2 separate regions of the Homo sapiens genome follow, and region 1 is linked to region 2. A link is a loop called in an ENCODE intact Hi-C map of the cell type or tissue named here. Cell type or tissue: Caco-2. All regions are shown on one strand. Each heading gives the region's core, and the rest is flanking DNA. Links, peaks and the distances in the headings are about the cores only.

The links. Hi-C counts contacts between places; a loop is a spot of excess contacts. Peaks named below come from ENCODE experiments on the same cell type or tissue, not always from the same donor. Only the 100,000 strongest peaks of a DNase experiment are listed, where the experiment ranks them.
Region 1: a loop joins it to region 2, with 4 times the contacts of the local background. A loop is called at or near these places in 6 of 110 quality-filtered maps.

What each region holds. Positions count from the first base shown.
Region 1 is chr3:111,986,350-111,991,753 of GRCh38, forward strand. It overlaps ABHD10 (abhydrolase domain containing 10, depalmitoylase), which reads left to right. Exons shown (of 5, transcript NM_018394.4): 3 at 1-26; 4 at 565-702; 5 at 5,028-5,404. The coding sequence ends at 5,372. Among named protein-coding and RNA genes, the nearest start is that of TAGLN3, 9.9 kb to the right of the region's middle. RefSeq lists enhancers at 1-158, 159-658. In Caco-2, for the core only: a CTCF peak has its summit at 2,932 (motif pointing right); no DNase peak of the experiment used is centred there.
Region 2 is chr3:112,088,948-112,094,892 of GRCh38, forward strand. C3orf52 (chromosome 3 open reading frame 52) reads left to right here. Exons shown (of 6, transcript NM_024616.3): 2 at 4,413-4,542. Among named protein-coding and RNA genes, the nearest start is that of C3orf52, 5.5 kb to the left of the region's middle. In Caco-2, for the core only: no CTCF peak of the experiment used is centred there; DNase peaks (open chromatin) are centred at 2,044 and 2,434.

The DNA.
Region 1 (5,404 bases), core at 405-5,404, 100 kb before region 2:
TTGATGACTTAGCTGATGGGCCACAGGTGACTGTTTTGTTAAGTATGATGATAATTACTGTAACCTCGTATTTAAGCTGTTTGTTTTGTTTTGTTTTGTTTTTTGAGATGGAGTCTCGTGCTGTCACCCAGCCTGGAGTGCAGTGGCGCAATCTTGGCTCACTGCAAGCTCTGCCTCCCGGGTTCACGGCATCCTCCTGCCTCAGCCTCCCAGGTAGCTGGGACTACAGGCACCCGCCACCACGCCCGGCTAATTGTTCGTATTTTTAGTAGAGATGGGGTTTCACCGTGTTGGCCAGGATGGTCTCGATCTCCTGACCTCGTGATCCGCCCGCCTGGGCCTCCCAAAGTGCTGGGATTACAGGCGTGAGCCACCACACCCGGCCTAAGCTGTTTCTTTAGATATGAAAATGTTTTTATTTAATTTAAATGTTTAATCCATTTTGATATTTGATTTAAAATGATTCTATTTTTACTTTCTAATTTTTTATTGTACATATTTTGTTTTATGTTTATAACCTGTTCTATCTTAAAGACCTAATGTTTTATTTTATTTTATTTTTAGATTCTTGTTGGATCTAGCCTTGGAGGGTGGCTTATGCTTCATGCTGCAATTGCACGACCAGAGAAGGTCGTGGCTCTTATTGGTGTAGCTACAGCTGCAGATACCTTAGTGACAAAGTTTAATCAGCTTCCTGTTGAGGTAAGTCAAAAGTCACTTTTGCCACCTCAATATATTTACCGCTTATACTTCTTCTGCTCCCTCTTTCTTTGAGGGAAGGGGGGACAGAAAACAATAATTCCTTTGACTTACTGTGCTGGCCCAACTTTTGTCTTAGCTGCCTTTCTGTACACAACCTCTTTTCTATCTTTAACTATTTGTCATCTTGTTTAAGATTTCGTTTCTTCATAGTCTCTTCAAATCATTCTGCCAAATATTTGAGACACATTAACAATATCACACTTTGAAGTTTCTTTTTTTTTAGCCACATTTTCTTTATTATTACATTTACTTATTTGAATCATACATCGTGATCTCCTTTTGGTCCTCTTACTTTGTGGCATATGGGGAGTAGTGCCTGTTCTTATGACTATGTTAGAGTGGGCTAATGAACTGAAACTGCAGTCATCCCTTGGTATCTGAAGGGGATTGCTTCCAAGACCTCCCATGGATACCAAAATCCACAGATGGTCAAGTCTCTGAGAAAAAAAATGGTGTAGTATTTGCACATAATCTTGTATAATCTAAATCATTGCCAGATTACTTAAAATACCTAGTACAATGTAAGCGCTATGTAAATTGTTGCTATACTGTATCGTTTAGGGAATACGGACAAGAAAAAAAGACTGTACACGTTCAATACAGAGGTAACCTTTTTTTTCCAGATATTTTTGATACAAAGTTAGTTGAATCCATGGATGCAGAAACCATGAATATGGAGAGCTGACTGTCTTTGTTTTAGCCTAAAAGCAGCCTCAGTTCCTCCCAACAGAACTCTCCAGACAGATATTGTCAGTCAGAGTGACAGAGACACAGAAATTAAAGAAAACAGAGCAGTAGTTAAAAAATATGGTCCCTAGGCTAGCAGCAGCAGCAGCACCTGAGAACTTGTTAGAAACCCAAATTCTTGGGTTTTACCCTGAATCAGAAACTGGGGGTATGGCCCAGCAGTCTGTGTTTTAACAAACCTCTTGTAAAGTTTGAGAACAATGCTTTAGAGAATGGGGGAAGAGGAGAAGGAGGTTCAGAAATTTAAAAAAAAAGAAGAAAAAACGTATGCAGTGTTGAATAGTAGAATGTCATTGATTTGCCTCAAGTTCTGCATTAATACCTGTGCCATATATTAACTAAGTTCATTCTTAGTTCACGTTGTTTTAAGCTCCTTAAGAAATAGCATTGTGTGTGTATTCAGGTTTCTCATATTATTTCCTATCAGAGCTGAAATTACAAAGCTGGTCTTCCTTGAACTTATCTCCTGTTTCTGAATTTTGTTCACTTTCTTGGTGGTTTCTCATACATAGTTGCTCAATGTCTTCATGTTTTTCCCACCTTTGACATTTTGTGGATCTAAATGTGGACTCCTTGCTCCATCCTCTTAACTCAATAATACAGCGCTTCTTGGGTAGGAAATTATCTCAAAGACATAGCAGATTGAAAAGGAGTTGATTTTTGGGGGTTGGGGGTTTATTGTATTTTGTAATTATTGGTAAATGACAAAACCTGTGTACATTTGTTTTGGTTTTGTTTTTATTTGGGGGGGTTTTTAGGGTATCTCTGTTGCCCAGGCTGGAGTGCAGTGGTGCAGTCATTGCTTACTGCAGCCTTGACCCCTCAGACTCAAGAGATCCTCCCACCTCAGCCTCCTGAGTAGCTGGGACCACAAGTGCACACCACTATGCCTGGCTGATTTTTGTATTTTTTGTAGCGATGGGGTCTCGCCATGTTGCCCAGGCCGGTCTTGAACTCCTAGGCTCAAGAGATTCTCCTGCCTTGGACCCCCAAAGTGCTGAGATTAGAGACACAAGCCACTGTGCCTGGCCATGTACATTTCTCTGCGTGTGTGTGTGTTCACATCAGTCAGAGTGAGCATAGGGTAGATACTTTCTAATTGAGAAGATTTATAATCTGCAAATCAAGGCATTTTTTGCTAATACTTACTCAGATAAGCAGTTGTTAACAGAAGCATGTTGAGCCCTTGGTTAACTTAAAAGCATGTATAAGGAAAGAGCACCAACACTAAGACCGCTATCTCTTCTCCACATAAACAGCTAGCCCTAACAATGTCAACGGAGCAGATGTGGAGATTTTTACTATCTTTTATAACCCTGGGAATAGTAAGCCCAGCATTTCTCATTTCTTCTCTAAGAACTTGACCATCCTCTTTAACTGACTCTAATCATTATCACCTTCTTTGGACACTAGAGGGCCTCAGACATGATGCACAGCTGTTGGGAATGTAAGCTTCTGAACCACATTGCCTTGATAAGTTTTGTTGATGTAGAACTTAATATATTGTACATTTTCTTTGGGTAATGTCTTTGCTGTTTCTGAACTTTTTGTTCTTGAGGACTTGAGACATACAACATTTTATAAAGTTAACTTTGTTCTTCAGATGGACCATTTTCATTCAATTCAGTGGCAGGTAGCAGAGCTAGTTGGGGGCCAGGGATGCTTAAAATGAAACTATTATTAATTCAGTGTCGCCTTAATTAGCAAAGCCTCCACTTCAGCTAATAACCAGTGGGACTAAGTTCTATCTGCTGAAGTATTTACAAATTCAGAAACAATCCTGAGTAGCTTGAGGATAGCTAAATGTCATCTTTACTTTAAATATTTGGTTCATATGTTGTTTTAATACAGAGAATGCCATGATATTGATATAGATTTATATACATTTTATAGTTTTGTAGAATTTCATTAATTTTAAATCATTTGGAGACATATTTAGAAGTACAGTTTTTTTTTTACTGAATTATTAAGTCTTTTTGGAATTAAAAATACATTAAAGCCTAAGTACATATAGATTATATTATGTCATACATATTTTTTAAGTTCTTGTTTTCCTTTTTACATTTGCAATAAATTAACAATTTTAAACATGGGAAAATCATAGTATATTTGTTGAAACTTTAAATTTTTCAAATATGTGTAGCTTTTCTTTCCTTATTTTTTAAAATTTTTGATAAGATGTCCATTCCATTTTTCTAGAAATGCCCTTAATATTATATGATTGTAACAGTCTTGAAACTATTCATAGCTTGATTTTTGTTTTAGTTTTAAGCTGTGATCATCTTTCCAATAATCTATTATATATAAATAAACTTTTATGCTCAAAAGTGTTCATGACAATACCACAGTATGAGATGGTCAAACTAATTAAGTCAATTATGGTGGACTGCTGTGCAGCATTTAAAACCTTTTCATAGAATTTTTTAAACCCAGAAATATATGTACTAAATAAACAGCATAGAAAACTGTATATGAATGTGTAATATGTATGTATTTTACATATTACACAAAAACCAAAACACATATAGACAAATATTGGAAGGAAATAAGCCATATATTAATGGTTTTTCTCTCCATAAGATAGGATTATGGGTGATTTATTTCTTTAATTATTTTTATGTTTTCTATAATGACTGCATGTTACTCATTATACAAAATTCTAATTTTTTTAGAAAAATTAAGATAAATTATATAAAAAATAAGAGTTCTCAAAAAGTCAAAGGACATGTATATTTCATTTTAAGGGAATAAATATACAGATATTATTGTTTGGCTTTCAGGAAGTATGTGGAAGACTTCTTTGTCATCCAGAACAAAAATCAAATTTTTTCTCTTTTATAGGACTCTGGAAGGAAAAACTATATTTCTTTACATTCAGCCTAAAATTGCATGAGTATGTGTATGATTGTTACAATGTAATTACTCTTATTTTTTTATTCTTAGTTCTGTGTTTGATTCTTTCTCTTCTTTCCCTATGCCATATCCATTTTAGCTACTTATAAGCACTTTTAGGTTTACAATTTTGAAATCTAAACAATGTTTATTCTAAGATTTGATTTTATTTAAATATGAATGATACCTGGACTGATTCCAAGAAATTGTAGTGCTTTTCTCCCTCTTCATTTTTCTTTTCAGTTGGGGTGAAGCAACATCTGATTTGAGATAGTGTATGATAAAATTAAATAAATTTAAATTTAAGTTTGAGTCTTAGCCATAACAGTTAGTAGCCTAGCCCTGAACTGTTGCACACAGTATTTCATTTATCTAAACCATAATATCCTCTTTTATAAAAATAGAATAATAACAGAATTATTATCAGAATCTTATGGAATAATATGTATAAAATACCCATCACAGTACCTTGCATGTAGTAATTATTGATAATTATTATTGTTATACTTTTGTTATCTCTATCCTCTTATTCAAGAACTGCTTTCATTAGATTACTTAAAACTATTGCATGTGTTAATGTTGCCTAAAGTCACAAATACTTTTATTTTTCTTTCTTTTTCCAATAGCTAAAAAAGGAAGTAGAGATGAAAGGTGTGTGGAGCATGCCATCAAAATACTCTGAAGAAGGAGTTTATAACGTTCAGTACAGTTTCATTAAAGAAGCTGAACATCACTGCTTGTTACATAGCCCAATTCCTGTGAACTGCCCCATAAGATTGCTCCATGGCATGAAGGATGACATTGTACCTTGGCATACATCAATGCAGGTTGCCGATCGAGTACTCAGCACAGATGTGGATGTCATCCTCCGAAAACACAGTGATCACCGAATGAGGGAAAAAGCAGACATTCAACTTCTTGTTTACACTATTGATGACTTAATTGATAAGCTCTCAACTATAGTTAACTAGTATCACATGTTTAGTTGGTATGTAAACTAATG
Region 2 (5,945 bases), core at 545-5,544:
AAGCAGTAGAAGGAACTTCTTTGCCTTTCTTGATGTGTGCTTGGCACTTGAGACAAAGGAATAGAAGCCACTGAACTCCACTTTGCCTGCTGTCACTGTAAACATGGCAATATGGCTGGGTCAAAAGTGAAAAATAAATTATGGGTAATAGAGTGAGGCTGGTTTTCTTTTATGGCTTATTACAGGGGCTCAGTTTTCAAATAGAAATCCCAGAGGCATTTTAAGAGATGGCAACATCATTTGAATAATAACAAACCAGTAAATTGATAGTTTTGAGGCAGGTAAGATTTATTTCAGGCCGGGTACAGCGGCTCACGCCTGTAATCCCAGCACTTTGGGAGGCCAAGGCAGGTGGATCATCTGAGGTTGGGAGTTCGAGACCAGCCTGACCAACATGGAGAAACCCCGTCTCTACTAAAAAAAATACAAAATTAGCCGGGTGTGGTGGCGCATGCCTGTAATCCTAGCTACTCAGGAAGGCTGAGGCAGGAGACTCGCTTGAACCTGGGAGGCGGAGGTCGTGGTGAGCCCAGATCACGCCACTGCACTCCAGCCTGGGCAACAAGAGTGAAACTTCGTCTCAAAAAAAAAAAAAAAAAAAAAGATTTATTTCAATGAGCTAGCTAAAAATTAGCTCCATTGCCACGTGTTGTTCAGTTTAGGACAAGAATCAACTGGCTCTTTTGTGCTTGGATCAAACAAGTGGATTAAATCCCACAATGAGTATTATGAAGAGTTTCCTACCTGTAAGAAAATTTTCCCTGATCTATATAATATCTGCTTCTGATTGAGTCAAAAAGAAGAAAGGCTTTTTAGATGTAAGAGATAGGTATCCTGCCACTGTTGCAGGATCCTGTGTCATGTATTTAGACCTTTATCTAAAGACGGATGTAAATATCCGGGGAATGTTCATAGGAAAGCCCTGAAAATTCTTGAGCCATATAATATGATCACAGAATATAAGATGCAGATTGCAAATGTAAATTATTAAGCCATGTAAAACAATAATAGAATGTAAGATGCAGTTGCAAATATCTCCGGAAGGCACCTTGCAGAAGAATCTATGTGTGGCCTCTCCTCACGATCTAGAATTTGGGCAAGAGAGATGAAGCCAGTGAAGAAGGCAGTGTGTCTTCATGATCCAGTTTTGAGGCAAGACTCAGATGGCACAGGTAGCACACACCTACTGTGTCACAGGCTCTTCACCCTCAGGGCACATTGGAATCTCCGGGCGTTACTTCTAAAAGATACTAATTCCTCAGCTGATTCTAATGGGCAGACAGCTGAGAAGCACTGTACAGTCTATTGTTTGGCTGGGAGTGTCTGACAGTTTCATGTGCTTTTTTTTTTTTTTTTTTTTTCATTTGAGAGAGTCTCACTCCTGCCACCCAGGCTGGAGTGCAGTAGTATGCTCATAGCTCACTGCAGCCTTGACCTCTTGGGCTCAAGCGATCCTCCCACCTCAGACTCCTCAGTATCTGGGACCACAGGTGTAAACCGTCATGTCTGGCTATTTTTTTATTTTTATTTTTTGTTGTGACAGACCATTTTATAATGACATAAAGTCTGTGAATATTAATCATGTAAGGGATAGCGCTCAGCGGTCTTCCTCTTAGAGCTGAGGACAGGTCAGTGAGGGCACTAGGCTACAGGAAGAGGCATTTCCTATAGATGACGGCTGTAAAATTTTAAGCTGAGTTCCTCCAGGAAGTCATAGAGTAATTAGTGGTTTTTTTCAACACACCAGAGTCCTAATTTGTGATCTCTAAGGGACAGCATAAATAAAGGCATGAGAGGCCAAGGAGGTGCATTGACACTCATTCTATGGCTCATTTGAAACTAGATATTTCCTTTTGTGCTAATCTTTATGGGTCCCAGCTGCCTTTTATGAGGGCTGAAAATAGCACCAGGGCTTTGGCCTCAGGAGCTCTGTAAATGGGGAGATGTTTCTGTCCCCTGAGAAACTGAAGATTCTTTGTACTGGGATGTCTTTTTCCCGTGTGGCTTCCCCTGGCTTTGAAGCAGTTCTGCAGGTTTTGAGTGGGGATGAGAGGTGACCCTATCCCTGGATTCCAGAAATGCACTTAACTCAAGAGGGATTTCCTCTGTCAAGATATCCCTAGGGCCTTTAAGTGCTCCCCTCGCACCTCTGACAGGCTAGGCCTCAGAGTCAGTGTAAAGTGCACTTGGGAAATCCAACATTTGTCCCCTCATCTAGATTTTCTCAAAGTCCATTCTTAAAATTTCTGGGAGGCCTCTACAACTAAACAGCCCACAATCGTTAAATGTATATTACTTGTAGAAGGCACAGGTGTGGAATATAAGAACAGGGCAGTTTAAGAGCACCCCTCCTCTATGTGGTTTCAGTTTACGCAGGAAGATAAGGCCAGGCTCTGTTTGTTTTTGAACCTGAAACCGGACAGGGCAGTCAGTGGCAACAGCAGATGGGCTATGTGGACAGCTCAGGTATTGGAAGATCTCACTAAGGGCAGGTGGGGAGGGAGGCTTCCACCAAAGGGGAGATTTGACCTAACTCCCGAAAGGTGGGAGGCCTCAGACCAGAGGTCTGCCATGGCCTCCTCCCACCTCCCTTACAATCTGGTCCACTAGGTGCAGGTGGGGCCTAGGTATGTGTCAGTTAAAATCCTTACCCAGTGATTCTGATGTGCAGCCAGGCTTGGGCACCTCTAATTGAGAAGGTTGGAAATACAGTCCAAGTGTGGACTGACCGATTCGTTTTCTGATGGCCAGCACCAAAATAAGAATGGCAGAGAAGGCCAGTCGCGGTGGCTCATGCCTGTAATCCCAGCACTTTGGGAGGTTGAGGCGGGAGGATCACGAGGTCAGGAGATCGAGACCATCCTGGCTAACACAGTGAAACCCCGTCTCTACTAAATATACAAAAAATTAGCCGGGCGTGGTGGCGGGCGCCTGTAGTCCCAGCTACTCGGGAGGCTGAGGCAGGAGAATGGCGTGAACCCGGGAGGCGGAGCTTGCAGTGAGCGGAGATCGTGCTGCTGCACTCCAGCCTGGGCGACAGAGCGAGACTCCATCTCAAGAAAAAAAGAAAAAAAAAAAAAAGAATGGGAGAGAAAGCAGGCCAGGTGGCCAGGTGTCGGTCAGGAGCGAGTCTCCTCGAGTGCCGGCTGCTGCTTTGTGGGATGGTGAACGCTGAGGAATGACTGAGGCGCAGTTGCACCCTTTGGCCGAACTCCCAATAATTGTTTAGCAGATGCTTTGTGTCCATTATCTCTAGTTTTTGCAACAGTCCTGTGAGCTAATTTACTATTTATATATTTTAAAGCTGAGGACTTTGGGGCCTATGAGTTTCAGTAGCTTGCTTAAAGCCACCTTGCCTTTAAGTGGTATATCTTGGTTTGGAATCCAAGTGTGTTAGATACAGACACATTTTTTCCCCATTGTATTCTGTTGTTTCCCATGGTCTCCATGAAAGAATTATCTAATGGTGGAGTGGGAAGTAGGAGAAGAGTCATGGGACCATATAGGGTAAGGTGGGGGCCCCTCTGTGACACCCTCATAAACCGGAGCTCTGCACAGTGATGTGGACAAAAGGGAAAGTTGGAGAGCTTTGTGGAGACACACAGCAGGGATTGGTTCTGGCTCATCTCTCTGAATTGCGTCTTTGAAATGGACTAGTGCACACCCTGAAGGGCTGTTAGGGTTAAGTGAAATGACGCTGGTGCTCAATAAACCATAGCAGTTGTACTTGTTTTCATTGACCCCTCCTCTGCCTCACTCCAGCCTTCTCACTCCAGCTTTGCAGCTTATTTCCTGTTGTCTCTTGCAGCTGTCCTTTCATTTCCCTTCCCAACCCTTTTTTACATAGAACCTAGGCCACAGCAGTAGCCTTGTAGCTTTTTCTTGGTGTTTCCACTCTAAACCACACATGATTTTCCCTTAATTTTCAACTCGGCTCTGGTGTTTCAAAACCTTCAAGTTTCCAGTGCACACCCAATTAAGTCCAATCTATTCTGGGACAGCTATCAACACCCTCTGAGTGTGCTCCCAGCCTTTCACTCTCTCTAATCTTAACTTTCATTATTTGCCTCTGAAACCCACATTCCAGTCGGCAGGCTAGTCTGCTGGCCGGTTCCATTACGAATCCACACTTTGGATGCTCTTTCCTGGGTTTGGAATGCCTTCAAAAATCCATCTTTCAAAATCCTGCCTATCCTCCCCACTTCAGAGCCCCCAGAGGATTTTCTTGCTAACTTCTTGATGAGGTTCTGTTCTGCCTCTGATCTCTCTTTTTGAAAACTTGATTCAGTAGAGTGTTGCCCTAAGGTCAGGGTCTTGCTGCCTTCATTTCTGTGTCTCTGGCACATCCTAGGTATTCAGAACTGTCTGTTGCAACACAATGACTGCCTCACAATCTCCCTCTGCCTTTCTAGGCTAACAAGGAAAGCCCCTGGAGCTCCTGTAATAAGAATGTGGTTGGAAGATGCAAACTGTGGATGATCATCACCTCCATTTTCCTAGGTGTCATTACAGTGATCATCATAGGCTTATGTCTTGCTGCAGGTAAGAGGATTTAGATGTGAATAAATAACACATTTTAAGAACTTACTTAAGGCTTGTGACTTACACTGAAATGGAAGATGTACTCATAGCCATTTCATTATTTATAATGTGAATTTAAGACCGGCTTGGAATATATTGTATGGGTGGGAGATATGCCTGATTCTTGTGTTTTTGTTTTCTGTTGTTGTTGTATTTTGTTGTTTTATAAGCTCCAGAAGAAATATAGAAACCAGTGTTTTACTTTAAACTCTGCTCATTGGATCTTGAAGAGGTTTCTTAATGTTTCAACTTACTTAAACACTGATTTATATTTTATTTATATCCTGATACCTGTTGATTTGAATTCTTTTTCTTTTCATTTGTTTGCTAAAAATAATTATACTTCATCTGGTGTGTCTGATATATTACTATGATGATAAAATAATAAATAATGTATTTGAAAGAGTTTTAAAAAACTTTGAAGAACCATGTGTCCATAAGCTGTCATTATTTTAACTTATTGTATTTATTTATTTTTTTTTTTGAGAGAAAGTCTTACTCTGTCACCCAGGCTAGAGTGCAGTGGCACGACTTTGGCTCGCTGCAACCTCTGCCTCCCAAGTTCAAGGAATTCTCATGCCTCAGCCTCCGAAATAGCTGGAATTATAGGCATGTGCCACCACGCCCAGCTAATTTTTGTATTTTTAGTAGAGACGGGGTTTTGCCATGTTGTCCGGGTTGGTCTTGAACTCCTGACCTCAAGTGATCTGCCTGCCTTGGCCTCCCAAATTGCTGGGATTAGAGGCATGAGCCACCATGCTTGGCCCAATTTTAACTTGTTTTAGAAATGACTGTTTATTTTATTAGTGTTGTATGTGTGTATAAAACAAAAAATGTATAGAATGCTAACTATATATGACTACATCTATTCCATATATTATTTCATGTTGTTGCTTATTTTGATTGAAAAATGATATATGTTCAGTTACCCATAAAACCCATCTGTAATATTAATATTTGGTCATATTTTCTTCTAGTCTTTTGTTTAGTTGCATTTCTAAAATAATTTGAGATTAGATTTCTTTATAGTCTTGTGGACTACCTTTAGGATTTTGATATTATGTTTAGATCATTTTGCCAAGTCATTAAAAATTATTTGTGAACATTATTATTTTTATGATTTGCATGATACAGTCTTCCACATCATTTAAAGTTCTTTAGGTAGTTACCAATTTTTTAATGATTATTAGTATTCGTTAAAGTTTTTACATCCTCCAGTGGACAATCATTTCAATTCAAAATGGGAAAGAAGAAAATTGTTTTTATTTATATGTGGGGGTGATGGTAGAGAGGGGCTCGACTGAGGCTGGGATACTCCCGAGCATGATCCAGCCTTCATGCGGCATGGGTTGAGTCCAGCTCCC